Linked DNA regions of Homo sapiens: region 2 is linked to region 1. Evidence: chromatin loops called from intact Hi-C (ENCODE). Cell type or tissue: Caco-2. All regions are shown on one strand. Links, peaks and the distances in the headings refer to the core of each region. The heading gives the core; the rest is flanking DNA.

Region 1 (5,393 bases), core at 54-5,053:
CTGGTATTTCACACTTATTTCAGGTTTTTTTTTTTTTTTAAAAAAAAGGAAGAAAATTTTTGTGGCTTGCCCATGAATTGCATAACATTGTTCTAGGGGGAAATGCATTCTGACCTCAAACTCACCTAAAACTACAGATTTTTGAAACATGACATATATGTTTAGGGCATTACATGAGACCACACTTTTTCTCACACATGGTAACTATATTTCCTTTTTCTTTTTTTTCTTTTCTTTTTTTTTTTTTTGAGACAGAGTCTCAACTCTGTAGCCCAGGCTGGAGTGCAGTGATGTGATCTCAGTTCACTGCAACCTCCGCCTCCCGGGTACAATTCTCCTGCCTCAGCCTCCCGAGTAGCAGGGATTGCAGGCACTCACCACCACACCTGGCTGATTTTTGTATTTTTAGTAGAGACGGGGTTTCTCCATGTTGGTCAGGCTGGTCTCGAACTCCTGACCTCAAGTGATCGGTCTACCTGGGCCTCCCAAAGTGCTGGGATTACAGGCATGAGCCACCACCCCCAGCCCTTATTTTCCTTATGTATTTTGCTTATATGTTTTTCCTACATATGGTAACTGTGAGTCTTTTTTCATTCAACTTGCCCGCAAATGTGATTTTATATATACTGTCATATATTTCTAACTTATATAAATAATGCAAAGTAAAAGATGTCCTTGAGTTTATAAGGTAAAAAATATTTTTGTGTGTAGCTACACATTGTATATTTTATATTGATTGTATGTCAGATTTCTATTATAGAAAGCAAATCATACTATTTAGCATGAGATCATCTTCATTTAGATACACCATAGGTCAAAACACAGATGTTTTGTCTTCATTGTTGCTCTGAGAAACTATGATTCCTACAAGAAACATTCCCTCCACCATCAGTAAAATAAGATGCTATGAAAGAGGTCAAAGTATTTGACGTCTAAATCAGAAGGTATTTTCTTTACTTCTGCCATATTTCTATATGGTTACATGGGGATATATAAGCAAAACAGGTCTCAATGAAATTGAATTGCTTTGTGGCAAATGCATTGAATAAATATACATTTATTGAGCAGCTACTATATTCAAAGCACTGTGGTAGGCCTGGAGATACAAAATAAACATGACTTGGTCTCTTCCTTAGAGGGGCTCACTCTTCATAAGACTTAAAAAACAAGAAATAGATCCAATGCACTCTTTTAAACTAATAACAAAAAATCAAGGAAAAGTAAAATAGATGCTTGTGAAAAGCCTCTTTGCAGAGTGAAATGGAATACTACATATTATGTAAGCATACCAATGAAAACATTATCAGTATATATAATGCTGGATGACGGCTATTTAAATATCCAAATTGAATGAACAAATGATGGCTCACAATAGCCTCAACCTCCAGGGCTCAAGCAATTCTCCCCACTTTGGCCTCCCTAAATGCTGGAATTACAGGCGTGAGCTATCTGTGCCTGCCTAGATGATCCATTTTTTGACTATGGAAGATATGAAGCCAACAAGAATCACATAGACATCATTATCACCACTGTTTTTTTTTAACTTAGATGCCAGTGCCTCTACTTTTCTCTTTTTCTTCCCTTCCTTGCTTCTTGTTGAACTTCTAATCTCCAGCTATGAGCTCAAAATACAAGGTATACACCAATGCAGATGTCCATGAACACATGAAAGAAACAGAAAATCTACTGTCACTTTCTTGATGCTTTATGAGGCAAACCTAATGAAACTATATTGCTCTGTAAAACAAAGTTGCTTACCATTTTCATATCATATTCCTATTTCAACTTTACAGAATATAAATTAAATGTTTTCTTAGGGCAACTAAAAACTGCTCCATCAAAAAAAAAATCCGCTAGGGCCGGCCACGGTGGCTCACACCTGCAATCCCAGCACTTTGGGAAGCTGAAACCCCATCTCTACTAAAAATACAAAAATTAGCTGGGCATGGTGGTGGGCGCCTGTAGTCCCAGCTACTCAGGAAGCTGAGGCAGCAGAATCGCTTAAACCGGGAGGCAGAGGTTGCAGTGAGCTGAGACAGCACTACTGAACTCCAGCCTGGGCACAGACTCAGGCTGACTCACAGAGCAAGACTCAAAAAATAAATAAATAATCACTAAATAGTCTTTAATATTTCTTATATTTAGTACAGTACCTTCAATATTCATCCTCCTTAGAACTATCTTGAAATCCCTTAGCTGTATACATTTCTCATTAAGAGAGAAAAAATAATTTAATTTAGTAATTATTTAAAAATTTTTTAAAGACATGGGAAAGTTATACTGCCATCTTGTGGTTAAAGTTTGATTACAGAAGCAAGCACTTCTGGCATTTCCCATTCATAAACCAAATCCACAACATAATATGTATCATACTTAAAACTTTTTCCTTACAGAAGGAGTAGGGTTGAAGGAAAAAAATCCTGTTTAGAACTTACATTCAAGAAAAATTATTATTCATACATATACCCAATTTCTTATGTTAAAGGCCACTGAATTAAAACAAGAAATGGCATTTGAGTCCCAGATACATAAATAAAACCTACGTGTTTGGCACTGTAGCTCCTGTTTAGAGATGTTTATAATTTATTATGACTATAATACATACCCTAGCCCTAATAACTTTGAAAAACAAAATTATGGAATCTAGGAGTTTCAGGTAATCTCTAAGATCTACAAGAAATTATGACATTTATCCTAAGCTTATCAATGATTTCTATTTTATCCAGGACTCTAATTCAAATTTTACGGCAAGAACCAACATAAAGAAAATAAATATTATACAAATAAAAACAGTTTCTTCCATCCCTCTTTCTTACTCATATACATAAACCCATTTTTCCATACATACACAGGTATGAATCACAATTAAAAGAAAAATTAATTCCCAAAGTACAGTCTGTATTTTTCAAGTGTAGAATTCTCTATGATCTATGCAAGGCAAAGATGCTTTGCAATAGTGGAATGTAATCAGAAGTTAACACACTTCTAGATCTAACTATATCTGCAGAAAGCTTTTCCTTTTAAAAAGAAAATAAAAAGCAAATCACCAAAATTATAGGAAGACAGCGCCATCTATAGGTCTGCACAAGTACAGAATAGTAATCTTAGTTTCAGATATAAATGTCCACTGTGATAAACTAGCCAATCAAATGTGCTGTCCTAGGCGGACGCTCCAAAATAATGCTGCTCATTCTCAGATCTCTGGAGAGGATCTTGCAATTTACTCCAAAGTGCTTTAACCTGCCTCTACAATCATGCCCCAAAATGATAGTGATAATAACAGCAATAGAAGCCTCAAGCAATCAGAACAAAAACTAATGTTTTTCACAATTGTATTATTCTGATTTGGCATACTTGATGGTCGATAAATATTGGTAACTTTTCAAGAAATATTAGCACATTGGTAGGTTCTCTCTCTCTCTCTCTCTTTCTCTTCATTCTGCAAAATTACTTTGGGCCATGATTCTATTTTAGGTGTCATCCAATTCTATCGAGTTCTATTGAATTTCATTCTTCTTTCTCCAAAGAGGAGGCTATACGTTCTCCCTACAGTAGTCTATTCTAGTTTTTACAGACATTAAATTACATGCGACTTAAGATTCCCTCCTTTTTCAGACAGGCCCCTCCTGTCCACTCTTGGGTTGCTCTCACTCTACTGAGTCACACCAGTATCTTATTAGTTGTGTGCGAATTCAGTTAACAATACGTGAGGGTGGAGGCTTGGCCCACTTCCTGACCAATTGCCTGTAGCATCTGGCAGAAAAAAAGATGCCGCATTAATGCCAACAGAGGCACTGCTGGTTAATATGGAGAATTTCATACTTAAGCTATGGCTGGCATTTAAAAATCTGCAAAAACAAGAAATGGACTTTTGTACAAGGGCAGACCCTGTTTGTTCATTAACACTCAAGTTCAAGAAAAAGCTGTGGTATTTAACATAACCAGAGAGAAAAAGAAGACTTATGGGGGCAATACTTGAAGGGGCTGCTTACCTGATTTCTCATTCTGCACACTAAGAGGCAGGGTGGAGTAATGGATGAGAGCTCAAGCTTTGAAAGCAAAGAGCAGAGTTTGAGTCTGTGTCTGTCATCAGCCTTGAACAAGATATTTAATTTCTCTGAGCTTCACTTTCCTCATCTTCAAGAAATTACAAATTGGCTCATGCCTGGAATCCAGCACTTTGGGAGGCCAAGGCGGGCAGATCACTTGAGGTCAGGAGTTCAAGACGAGCCTGGCCAACATAGTGAAACCCTGTCTCTACTAAAAATACAAATATTAGCTGGGCAGGGTGGCATGTGCCTGTAATCCCAGCTACTTTGGAGGCTGAGGCAAGAGAGACGCTTGAACCCAGGAGAAGGGGTTTGCAGTGAGCCGAGGTCACTTCACTGCACTCCAGTGTGGGCGACAGAGAGAAACCCCATCTCAAAAATAATAATAATAATAGAGATTATTTAAGCAAAGTAAGATGCTTTGCACATAGTAAGCATTCAGTAAATGTTAGCACTCAAAAGATAAGATTTATCTTACTTTTTAAAATCTTATCATACTTATTGACTATGATAGTTAGGAAGGATCTACCCAACCCAAACAAATATCCCAGGAAGTTCATTGTGACTTCTAAAGATGACAAAAAGAATGAATGAAAAGACTGAACTCAAAATAGAAATGAGAAAATGATAATTTGTTTGAAGGTCTGATATTAGTTTCAAAATATATCTCTGAAACATCTTTGAAAACCATTAGCGTCCACTGACTCTCAATTTCATTTTATTTCAATTTTTTTTTTTTTTTGACAGAGTCTCGCTCTCTCACCCAGACTGAAGTGCAGTGGCACAATCTCAGCTCACTGCAACCTCTGCTCCGGGTTCAAGCAATTCTCCTGCTTCAGCCTCCTGACTAGCTGGGACTACAGGCGCCTGCCACCATGCCCAGTTAATTTCATTTTATTTCTGCTATATACCTTAAAAATGTGAGCCTGCAGAGCGCAGAGAAGTCAGAAACACAGTTCTGGAAGTCACCTGCAAACAGACAACACTGAAGCCAAAGAGTGGATGGGTTTGTTTGGGGAGTTAGAATGTGTAAAACACAAGAAGAAAAAAACTAAATAAAATGAATTTAAAATAAATTTTTAAAAGACTGTGTAAAGCAAAAAACTTACAAACATGTAGAATATCAATTTTTGAGGAAAGGGAAAGTGGAGACAATAGAAGACTAATCAAATAGGGGAGAAAGGTTCAAGATGGTTGAGTAGGATTTTCTGGCTCTACTTAGAAGAACTGGAATAGTATATAGACAGTCACACTTCAAATACGTTATCCAAGACAGAATGCTGATGCTCAACACAGAAGAGACAGGAAACACCAAAAGTGGGGAAGGAGGAAAAGAGGCAGCAT
Region 2 (5,393 bases), core at 241-5,240, 170 kb before region 1:
CTAAGGCAGCAATTTTGATGGATAATTCTTATCTATATACAGGCATACCTTGGAGATACTATGGGTTTGGTTCTAGACTACTACAATAAAGCGATTACTACAATAAGGTGAGTCACACAAATTTGTTGGTTTCCCAGTGCACATAAAAGTTATGTTTACACTATACTATAGTCTATTAAGTGTGTGATAGTGTTATGCCTAAAAAAATGATGTGCATATCTTAATTAAAAATATTTTATTGCTAACAAATGCTAACGAAGTAGGTACATGTTGCTAGGAAAATGGCACTGATAGACATGCTGGACACAGGGCTGCCACAAACCTTCAATTTGCTAAAAACTCAGTATCTGCAAAGCATGGCAAAGCAAAGTACAATAAAACGAGGTATGCCTGTACTTAATTCTATTTTATGATGATACTCCTGCCTCAAAATAGAGTATAAAATCTAATATAATATAAAACTTTACAATAATTAAATACTCACATAGTTTTAGTATGTTCTAAAATACTATAATTACTTAACTTGGAGGATTTTGTTTTGCATATTGTATACCATTTAGACTTGGTTACTCTCAAGTAGATTAGAAGTTAATGCCCTTTGAAGAGTCAGATGATCTCAGTACCTAAGCCATTCACCGACTCTAAATCAGGCACATTGCTAGGAGTGCTAATATCAACCCGCTGTTCTAAGTCTTCAAAAAAAGTTTACTGAGCTGGGCAACATAGCAATACCTTGTCTCTACTAAAAATACAAAAATTAGCCAGACGTGCTGCCACGCACCTGCAATCCCAGCTACTCAGGAGGCTGAGGTGGGAGGATCACCTGGGCCCAGAAGGTTGAGGCTGCAGTGAGCCGATATGGCACCACTGCACTCCAGCCTGGAAGACAGAGCAAGACCCTGTATCAAAAAAAACAGTTTACTGTAAGACAACAGTATGCTTTAACAGGTTAGACAGCATGATGCTGTTCCTTGTCAAACTCAAGAAATTTCCTGGTCCTTTGAGCTACTCAAACGAACTAGAAAATGGGGTCTTTGCCTTGATAGCTTATATTCCTATATTGAAAAACAAGTCAGTCAAAAATCAGTAAAAAATTAATATGGAAGACTGTGAGATAATCAAAATAACCAATTAAGGTAGTGTTTTTTTGGTTTTTTTTTTTACTGTTTTTGTTTGTTTGTTTGTTTGTTTTGAGATGAAGTCTTGCTCTGTCGCCCAGGCTGGAGTGCAGTGGCGTGATAGTGGCTCACTGCAGCCTCCGCCTCCTGGGTTCAAGCAATTCTCCTGCGTCAGCCTCCCAAGTAGCTGTGACTACCGGTGTGCGCTGCCACACCTGGCTAATTTTTGTATTTTTAGTAGAGACAGGGTTTTGCCATATTGGCCAGGCTGGTCTCGAACTACCGACCTTCAGTGATCCACCTATCTTGACCTCTCAAAGTGCAGGTATTACAGGCGCAAGCCACCATGCCCAGCCAAAGGTAGTATTTTTTAAACTTTGCTTACACTGTCTAAATATAAACAACTTTTTAACTGGTTACATAAATAGCAGATCATGAAGAAAAACCCGGACCCTGAAAACCCACCTTTAAAAACTTTGTGTGTAAATTAATCATGGTGTTTTCATCTTTGTTTCTGACTTTCTAAAGAAAGAGAAGTATCCTCTGCAGGGCAAAGGATCTGCAGAACTATAATCCAGCAATTTGTAAGACCACAGAGACTCAAGTTAAATAAAACATATTTTTTAAGCCACTGCCCATATAAAATCCTGAAGGGCAGGGACAGGATCCTAGTCCAGTGCCTAGTCCCCAGACCTAGTCCAGTGCTTCAATGATAGTAGTAGTTACCTATAGGGAAGACTTAAGGTCACTGACATATTGTTATTTATCCTCTGCTTACTTACGAAAGTACAGGCTGGGTGTACACAATGACAGTTAAAAAACTGTTGATGGGTTTCCCTTTGTGGGTAACCCGACCTTTCTCTCTGGCTGCCCTTAACATCTTTTCCTTCATTTCAACTTTGGTGAATCTGACAAGTATGTGTCTTGGAGTTGCCCTTCTCGAGGAGTATCTTTGTGGTGTTCTCTGTGTTTCCTGAATTTGAATGTTGGCCTGCCTTGCTAGGTTGGGGAAGTTATCCCAGATAATATCCTGAAGAGTGTTTTCCAACTTGGTTCCATTCTCCCTGTCACTTTCAGGTACACCAATCAGATGTAGATTTGGTCTTTACACATAGTCCCATATTTCTTGGAGGCTTTGTTCATTTCTTTTTACTTTTTTCTCTAAACTTCTCTTCTCGCTTCATTTCATTCATTTGATCTTCAATCACTGATACCCTTTCTTCCAGTTGATCGAATTGGCTACTGAAGCTTGTGCAAGTGTCACATAGTTCTCATGCCATGGTTATCAGCACTGTCAGGTCATTTAAGGTCTTCTCTATGCTGTTTACTCTAGTTAGCCATTCATCTCTTCTCTCAACTCATCAAACTCATTCTCTGTCCAGCTTTGTTCCATTGCTGGAGAGGAGCTGCATTCCTTTGGAGGAGAAGAGGCGCTCTGATTTAAGAAAACCTAGGCAATACCATTCCGGACATAGGCATGGGCAAGGATTTCATGACTAAAACACCAAAAGCAATGGCAACAAAAGCCAAATTGACAAATGGAATCCAATTAAACTAAAGAGCTTCTGCACAGCAAAAGAAACTACCATCAGAGTGAACAGGCAACCTACAGAATGGGAGAAAATTTTTACAATCTACCCATCGGACAAAGGGCTAATATCCAGAATCTACAAAGAACTTAAGTTTACAAGAAAAAATCAAACAAACCCATCAAAAAGTGGGCAAAGTATATGAACAGACACTTCTCAAAAGAAGACATTTAGGCAGCCAATAGACACATGAAAAAATGCTCATGATCACTGGCCATCAGAGAAATGCAAATCAAAAACCACAATGAGATACCATCTCACACCAGTTAGAATGGTGATCATTAAAAAGTCAGGAAACTACAGGTGCTGGAGAAGATGTGGAGAAATAGGAACGCTTTTACACTGCTCTTGGGACTGTAAACTAGTTCAATCACTGTGGAAGACAGCGTGGCGATTCCTCAAGGATCTGTAACTAGAAATATCATTTGACCCAGCCATACCATTACTTGGTCTATACCCAGAGGATTATAAATTATGCTACTATAAAGACACATGCACACGTATGTTTATTGCAGCACTATTCACAATAGCAAAGACTTGGAACCAACCCAAATGTCCAACAATGATAGACTGGATTAAGAAAATGTGGCACATATACACCATGGAATGCTATGCAGCCATAAAAAAGGATAAGTTCATGTCCTTTGTAGGAACATGGATGAAGCTGGAAACCATCATTCTCAGCAAACTATCGCAAGGACAGAAAACCAAACACCGCGTGTTCTCACTCATAGGTGGGAATTGAACAATGAGAACACTTGGACACAGGGTGGGGAACATCACACACTGGGGCCTGTCGTGGGGTGGGGGGAAAAGGGAGGGATAGCATTAGGAGATATAGCTAATGTAAATGACGAGTTAATGGGTGCAGCATACCAACATGGCACATGTATACATATGTAACAAACCTGCACCTTGTGCACATGTACCCTAGAACTTAAAGTATAATAATAAAAATAAAATTAAATTAAAAAAATAAATAAAAAACTGTTGAATTATTTGATCCACTCAATACCTAACAGGCGAGTTGATGTATCTACTGATTTTAATCCTCACAATTATACTGAACTGAATGATTGTTTTGGTGTCATGCACACAACACGCTTAAGTTTTCCATTGGCCATGCCTATGATTTTGTGTCCTTTAAGGTATGACTATAGTGATCCCATATAGTCAAATATCTGGGAAGTTCTTGCAAAACATGGAGAGTATCTATTACTGTCAACATGATGTGATCTCATTATTTACAAGTAAAAGTTCAGCACCAAATTATAGAACAGATTTCAGAATAGAATCAAACTATAGAACAGATTTTAAACTCATTTTCAAATAAGTTTTATGCTATGAGGAAGTTATTTCAAAATATTCCATCACAGAAAGTGTGACTCATTGAGAATCCAAATTATTCATTGTGTATTATGACTAACATTCTTAATGTGAACATTCCTTAATGAGTAAACCTGCAGTGTACAAAAATAGTAAAATATTATTCAAATATCACCACATAGTAACCTCCTTTTCATCCTGTTGGGGCTCGCACACATGGAACAAAGAACAAAATTTTAAAAATAAGCACAGGGCCATCTAAGCAGTAGAATTTTTAACCATGAAAGGTTTTAGTATTTATTAGGTGGACTGATTTTTTTTTAATTGGCTGTACCGGGTGCAGTAATCACACCACTTTGGGAGGCCAAGGCAGATGGATTGCTTGAGCTCAGGAGTTCAAGACCAGCCTGACCAACATGGCAAAACCCTGTCTCTATCAAAAATACAAAAATTAGCTGGGCATGGTGGCACACACCTGTAGTCCCAGCTACTCTGGGGGTGAGATGGGAGGATCGCTTGAGCCTGGGAGCCAGAGGTTGCAGTAAGCCAAAACGGCGACACTGCACTCCAGCCTGGGCCATAGAGTGAGACTCCATCTCAACAAAAAACAACAACAACAACAACAAACAAAACAAAAGGCTAATGCAGATATATCTTACTAAATAATATCCCTCTTCAAGTGTGTTTCAAGAGGAACACACTTGTTTGTCCTACTTTACTTTCCCAAGCCTAAATTAAAGATTAAAAATAATTTCCTTTGAGTTTTTTCAAAATAGGCTAAAGGAATGGCTAATAACCATAAAGTATGATTGAATAATGCTCCAAAATTAACAGTTGGCCTTTCATTTGATATTAACTATCTCTAGACATTAATCCTATAAAGTTTTTAAAAAGAAAAGTTACTTTTCTCTTCACTTGACATTTAAGAGTCTTGAATACAAAACCCTGAAACATGATATAAAGATGTTCTAGATAGCATACACTTACGAAGTGCATTTTCAATGAGTAGTCCATATTCCTGGGTTCACTCTCAGAGCACTGCTTCTTTCTTTCACTTACTTTTATTCTAAAATTAGATATGGGAGGAAGGAATCATAGTCTTTCTGTTATGCTTCTGATTCATTTATTTCACAAATACATTTGGGTACCTACTATATGCCAGACATTAGTGTAGGTGCTAATATACAGCAGTAAACAAAACAGTCAAAAACCTCCCCTCAGAAGCTTCTACTTTTCTTACCCCAATATTTACAGTACTCTATTATGAAAAAGTAAAGAAACAAAAAATATGTGGAAAAAAGAGAATGCTTACACAATGCTGGTGAAAATGTAAGTTAGTTCAACCCCTGTAGAAAACAGT

What was found. A loop is a pair of places that touch in the nucleus more often than their neighbours do. Peaks named below come from ENCODE experiments on the same cell type or tissue, not always from the same donor. Only the 100,000 strongest peaks of a DNase experiment are listed, where the experiment ranks them.
Region 2: a loop joins it to region 1, with 15 times the contacts of the local background. A loop is called at or near these places in 1 of 110 quality-filtered maps.

What each region holds. Positions count from the first base shown.
Region 1 is chr14:37,147,611-37,153,003 of GRCh38, forward strand. All of the region lies in intron 1 of SLC25A21 (solute carrier family 25 member 21), which reads right to left. Among named protein-coding and RNA genes, the nearest start is that of SLC25A21-AS1, 22 kb to the right of the region's middle. In Caco-2, for the core only: CTCF peaks have their summits at 2,269 (motif pointing left) and 3,049 (motif pointing left); no DNase peak of the experiment used is centred there.
Region 2 is chr14:36,978,182-36,983,574 of GRCh38, forward strand. All of the region lies in intron 1 of SLC25A21 (solute carrier family 25 member 21), which reads right to left. Among named protein-coding and RNA genes, the nearest start is that of MIR4503, 28 kb to the left of the region's middle. In Caco-2, for the core only: no CTCF peak of the experiment used is centred there; a DNase peak (open chromatin) is centred at 2,470.